2 separate regions of the Homo sapiens genome follow, and region 1 is linked to region 2. A link is an interaction called in ENCODE POLR2A ChIA-PET data of the cell type or tissue named here. Cell type or tissue: Panc1. All regions are shown on one strand. Links, peaks and the distances in the headings refer to the core of each region. The heading gives the core; the rest is flanking DNA.

Region 1 (2,823 bases), core at 310-2,809, 1.1 Mb before region 2:
CAGATACATTTTATTTAATCTTGAAACCTCATTAGATATTTCACTGCTCATTGTATACATTACAGTTGTTTTAAAGAACTTTTAAATGTTGTATTTTTACAGGCCTCCGACATCCAGGCAAGGACAGTAGTACTTACCTGGTCACCACCTTCCAGCCTCATTAATGGTGAAACAGATGAAAGTAGTGTACCAGAGCTCTATGGTTATGAAGTTCTGATCTCAAGTACTGGAAAAGATGGGAAATACAAAAGTGTATATGTGTAGGTATTTGTTGTTTTGCTTTCTCCCATTGTGTAAATTAATGGTTTATTATAAAGAGCTTATTACTAATTTTGCTCTACTTTTCCTTCTTCACGCTTTTATTCTGAATCTTTAAGTTGGCTAATGATAGTGATTTCAATGTAAATGGTCCAAATGTAGCTTGGTACACATTTCTGTCTACCTTCCTTCAGAATAATCACTTTTATTGGCCACATTCAGCTTTTTTTTTCCCAGTAGGCTCCCTAATAGATGGTTCAGTATTCACGTATTCTTAATGCATTAAATATAAGTTGTAGTATGTAGAACCCATGACCAAAAATGGACAATTCATGATTGTAAACTCATAAAGTATGACATTGCTCCTCTAAGGACTGGATTTAATTCTTACATGTACAAGCTCATGTCCTGTTGTAAAATGAATTTAGTAGCACTGTTATTTATTTGCATGTTAGTATGTTTATAGTCATATTTTGAAAACTTACGTATTTCTTTCCTTGGTTTAAAAGTATATTACACACAGCCAGGCACGGTGGCTCACGCCTGTAATCCCAGCACTTTGGGAGGCTGAGGCGGGTGGATCACCTGAGTTCAGCAGTTCGAGACCAGCCTGGCCAACACGGTGAAACCCCGTCTTTACTAAAAATATAAAAATTAGCCAGGGGTGGTGGCACATGCCTGTAGTCCCAGCTACTTAGGACGCTGAGGCAGGAGAATCGCTTGAACCTGGCAGGTGGCAGTTGCAGTGAGCCAAGATCGCGTCATTGCACTCCAGCCTGAGTGACAGAGTGAGACTCCATCTCAAGAAAAAAATAAAAGTATATTACGCACCACGAAGCCTTAGAAAGATTCAGTAGCTAAAGTTGTGACATTTATGATTGACAGTTTTGAAATAAATTATTCTGTCCATATTCATATAGAAGTTGATTATTCTAATAAAAAAGGGTAATGTTAATGGTTAGTTATTATTTAAGCACCAAGAAGACTGTAAAGGTGATGGTTAATCATTTGAATGATCACAATTAGCACAGAACACTGGCTCCATCAGCCTTGTTGCTATCTTTTTTCAAAACATAGCTGGCAAGGAGAAGAAAGGAAAGTGAAACTGCTCCGGTGCCTCTCATCTAGTTACATAAGGTTATAAAAATTTCCTGTTTCCTCTCTATTGAGATTTCCTTGTGTTCTATTCATTTTTCTTAAGAGAGACAAGTAAACCTAAGGGGTAAGTAGGGGATAAAGGACTATCAACATAAAGGTTTCTTACTATGTTAATGACTGTTTTTTAGTTATATATGGCTGCTTACTAAGAGGAATGCTTTATTTCCATTTGCAGCCTGACCAGGGAGCACGAGGGGGGCATTAGTCATCTCCCATATCCTACAGGAATTAAGGTCTCTAAGGATGCTACTGCAACTGCCCAGTTCATTAAAATGTACTTTCAGCCTTGAAACATATTTATTTTTCATCATATTTACTGGCCTTGATTTGAGAAATAGAGTAGCTGGGAGGTAAGGGGTGGGGAATGGAAAGAAGTCCATAAAGTGGAGAGGAGAGAGACTTGGTGGAAGGAAATGAAATAGGGAATCGTGATTTTAAGTTTAAAAAAAAAAAAAGTAGGGAATAGGCTGGTTTGCGGCTACATACCCAAATAATATTCTGTTGTGTATATATACCACATTTTCTTTATCCCATTCATCCATTGATGGACACTTAGGTTGATCTATATTTTTGCTCTTGTCAATAGTGCTGCAGTAAATGTGGGAAAAGCACATCTCTTCAATATACTGATTTTTCCCCTATTTGGAAAAATACCCAGTAGTGGGATTGCTCATTTGTATGATATTTCTATTTTTAATTTTTTGAGAAATCTCCACACTTGTATCCATATTGGTTGTACTAATTAACATTCCACCAACAGTGTATAAGGGCTTTTTTTCTCTGCATCCTCACCAGCATCTGTTATTTTTTTGTCTTTGTAATAGTAGCCATTCTAACTAGGGTAAAATGATCTCATTGTAATTTTGATTTGGATTTCCCTGACTAATGATGTAGAGTATTTTTTCATATACCTGTTGGCCATTTGTATGTCTTTGGAGAAATGTCTATTCATGTCCTTTGTCCACTTTTAATGGGATTATTTGTGTTTTTCCTGTTGAGTTGAATTCCTTGTATATTCTGGATATTAGTCTTTTGTTAGATGAATAGTTTGCAAATACTCTCTCCCTTTCTGAGGGTTGTGTCTTCACTGTGTTGGTTGTTTCCTCTGCTGTGCAAAAGTTTTAGTTTATTTCTCTATTTTTCTTTTTTTTGTTGTTGCCTGTGCTTTGGGGGTCTTAGCATAAAATCTTTGCTTAAACCAGTGTCCTGAAGTGTTTCTTCTATATTTTCTTCCAGGATTTCATAGTTTCAGGTCTTAAACATTTAAGTCTGTAAGCCTTCTTGTGTTTATTTTTATGTAAGATGAGAGATACAGTCCAGTTTCATTCTTCTGCAGGTGGATATCCAATTTTCCTAGCAGCATTTATTGAGAAGGGTATCCTTTCCCCAGTGTATGTTCTTGGCACC
Region 2 (2,823 bases), core at 110-2,609:
GACTTGGCATTCTTTGTGCAAAGCCTGGCGGTTGCATGAAGAATTTTCTCCTGAAATGCTCCTCTATGCAATTTACTCTTGGTTCAAGTCGATGCTTGTGATGCTGGGTCATTCTTTTGGTTTGAGGAGGATGTAGTGTATTCATTCAACAAATATTTATTGAGCACCTACTATATCTGAGGTACCATGTGGATGGCTAAGAATACAGTAGTGAATAAAACAGTGTCTGTTCTCATGGAGCTTACTTTCTAGTGGAGAAAAGCCTGAGTTCAAATCCTGACTCAATCAGTTATCAGCTTGGTGAGTTACTTAACCTTGGGTAAGTTAACCTGTCTGTCCCTTTGGTTTCCATATCTGTAAAATGGGATGACAAAATTGTACTTACCCCGTAAGACTGTCATGAGGATTAAATTGAGGCCACACATGTAAAGAGCTTACAACAATGAATGCTTTGTAGCAAGGACTTCATATAAACAATTACATGTCAAAGTGAGTGAATGAGCTTTAGTTGTCCAAAGATGGAAGAACAATGAAAACATTCATATGGAATTCTCATGGGTCTGGAATAAGCATTTAAGCAAGGCCTTCTACTGAATATGGCTATCAGGTGTGGAGTTCAAAATGTGTGAAAAACCAAGAGACCCAGAAACCCTCATTTAAGCAAACAGCCTTTGAAACAGAAGCCTGACTTTAGCTATCACATTCATATTCTTATGCCAAGAGAGATCCTGCATAGAATTAGTAGGTAATATTAAAACTTTGGTTTCTTTTAGGGAGGGAGATGTTACCCTTGTCCCAGTGGAAGACTTGTCATGTGAATTTGCTGGTAGCCTCCCTGGGGTTGTGAGACATTGACACCACATTATACTTTGCATGGGGAAGAGTGATTTGCTAACTCAGTTTTTATATGATATCCTGAGAAATCTGTGATTTCTCATCCTGCTGTCAACGTGCATTAGACTGTTGGAGCTGAACTGTCACTCCACCACCTTTCAGCTCAATTTCTTTATCTGTAAAACAAAAGAAGCTGAAAGAGTGACCTTCGGTTAAAGCCATAGGACCCTAGGAACCAGTCCTTCATAAATTTATGTCCACATAGCTGAGATACCTGCAATATTGCATCCCAGATATCAAAGCACACATATCTCACTTTAAGTTGATGCTTACTCATACCTGGAGTAGATGCTGATGGGTGTTGGTTCTGTTATGTCTATAGACATGATGCTCTTTAAATAGAAAGGCATTTGTTCATCCCAGATGCTTCAGTTTGTATGGTCTTCTCCCTTGAGATTTCCAAATATGGTTCTGGAGGAAATGGGTACATATTCTTTCTTTTTGGAGCAAAGGCTTTTTGGAACAAGGGCCATGTTGCTGATGAAAATGTTATATTGGGTCTCATGGCAATTCCTTTATTGCTTTCTTGACCCTGTGTCATTCAGGGAGTGTCAAAAACCACATGGTGCTTCTGAGACCTACAATTTTTGCATTTAGTTCTCTGATTTAGCTGACAGATGTTAAAACACAGATATAGCCAGATAACTCCCCAGTGACAACACAGATGCAAAAACTGAAAAGTGCAGTTACTCCAGCTTGGGGAGGGATTATATTGGATATTCAAAATTTTCCCTACTGAAGCCCTTACATTTTTCATGTGTTTCTGTTAGGCTAATGTGGCTTAGGTTAGAGGAAACTGAGTCTCTTTCCTTCTGGTTGATTCAATCATTCATATCCTCAAGAAAATGTGCCAATCTGGAGCTCAGGAGATCCTGAGAATATTAACAATAACAGCAGGCTCAAGTCTCTTTTATGGCTGGCAGGGCTCTGACAGAACAACTTTGGGTCTGAAGAGAAATAAAACAAAAAAGATCTGAGATCTGGAGGGAAATTTCATTGGGACTTACCCAGTCATTTTATGGATTAGGAAATACGAGGCCTACAGTGACTTTCTCGGGGTCACAGATAGGAGTAACAGAACCAGGGCTAGATCTAGGTCTCCTAACTTGCAATTGAGTCTTTCCCCATTGGTTCCTGGCCTCTCGTGTGTCCCCTGCATCTCCCTGAGGTTTACCCTTGAGATTGGTGTTGGGGACTGTGACACATGGTGGAGGCTGCAGTAGGGCCTCTGGCTCTCTCCAGTCTTGGGCGTGCCTCATCTCAGCCCATTGCCTTTGGGGAAATGCTAGCCACAAACATAGTGAGTTAAATTCTTGGACTATCAGATATAGCTCAGACTTTCAAGATGATAAATAAAGAAACTGAGGTTCAAAGAGGGAATGTGACTCGCTCAGCAATTCAGAAAATCAATTAACAAATAATTATGGAGCACTTAGGATGTGCCGGGCCTGTGGAAACTGCTGGTGGGTGGGTGGGTAGGTGGGGGCGGGGGGCGGCATTTGACTAAGAATAAGACAGACAGGTTCTTACCCTGGAAGAATTTACCATCCAGGAACAAGAGAGCAAACAGCCACAAGTGGGAGGAATATTTAGAAGCGAGGAGTCCCCTTGGAGAACTTGACCTGGTCTGACAATCAGGAGCAGACTCGAATCTTCTGTTCCCTCTGTCGAGATGCCTCGTCTCTCTAGGTCTTGCTGACTTGAATGTGTGTGGAGAGTTCAAAGCCAGGAAAGGATATGTTTGAGGTAACCTGCTTTCCTACCCTATTTAGATTTTAGGTTAATTTTAAAAATGTTTCCCTTTTGTATAAGATTATTTTGATGCTTTTAGACCCTATCATTACCCTATTATTTATTACACTGAAGAATCTATTTAAATATTGGCCTCACTACAGGCCACCCTCAAAGTGGGCCAGTTCTTAGGGCTCA

What was found. ChIA-PET counts read pairs that join two places held together with the same protein. Peaks named below come from ENCODE experiments on the same cell type or tissue, not always from the same donor. Only the 100,000 strongest peaks of a DNase experiment are listed, where the experiment ranks them.
Region 1: POLR2A ChIA-PET joins it to region 2 with 13 read pairs; 1 of 35 experiments calls an interaction of 5 or more read pairs at or near these places.

The regions. Positions count from the first base shown.
Region 1 is chr13:49,145,676-49,148,498 of GRCh38, forward strand. FNDC3A (fibronectin type III domain containing 3A) reads left to right here. Exons shown (of 26, transcript NM_001079673.2): 8 at 103-260. Among named protein-coding and RNA genes, the nearest start is that of MLNR, 73 kb to the right of the region's middle. In Panc1, for the core only: no CTCF peak of the experiment used is centred there; a DNase peak (open chromatin) is centred at 1,536.
Region 2 is chr13:50,225,459-50,228,281 of GRCh38, forward strand. All of the region lies in intron 2 of DLEU1 (deleted in lymphocytic leukemia 1), which reads left to right. It overlaps LOC124900337 (a long non-coding RNA gene), which reads left to right. Exons shown (of 2, transcript XR_007063796.1): 2 at 2,447-2,823. Among named protein-coding and RNA genes, the nearest start is that of DLEU2, 100 kb to the left of the region's middle. In Panc1, for the core only: no CTCF peak of the experiment used is centred there; no DNase peak of the experiment used is centred there; H3K27ac peaks cover 2,336 bases.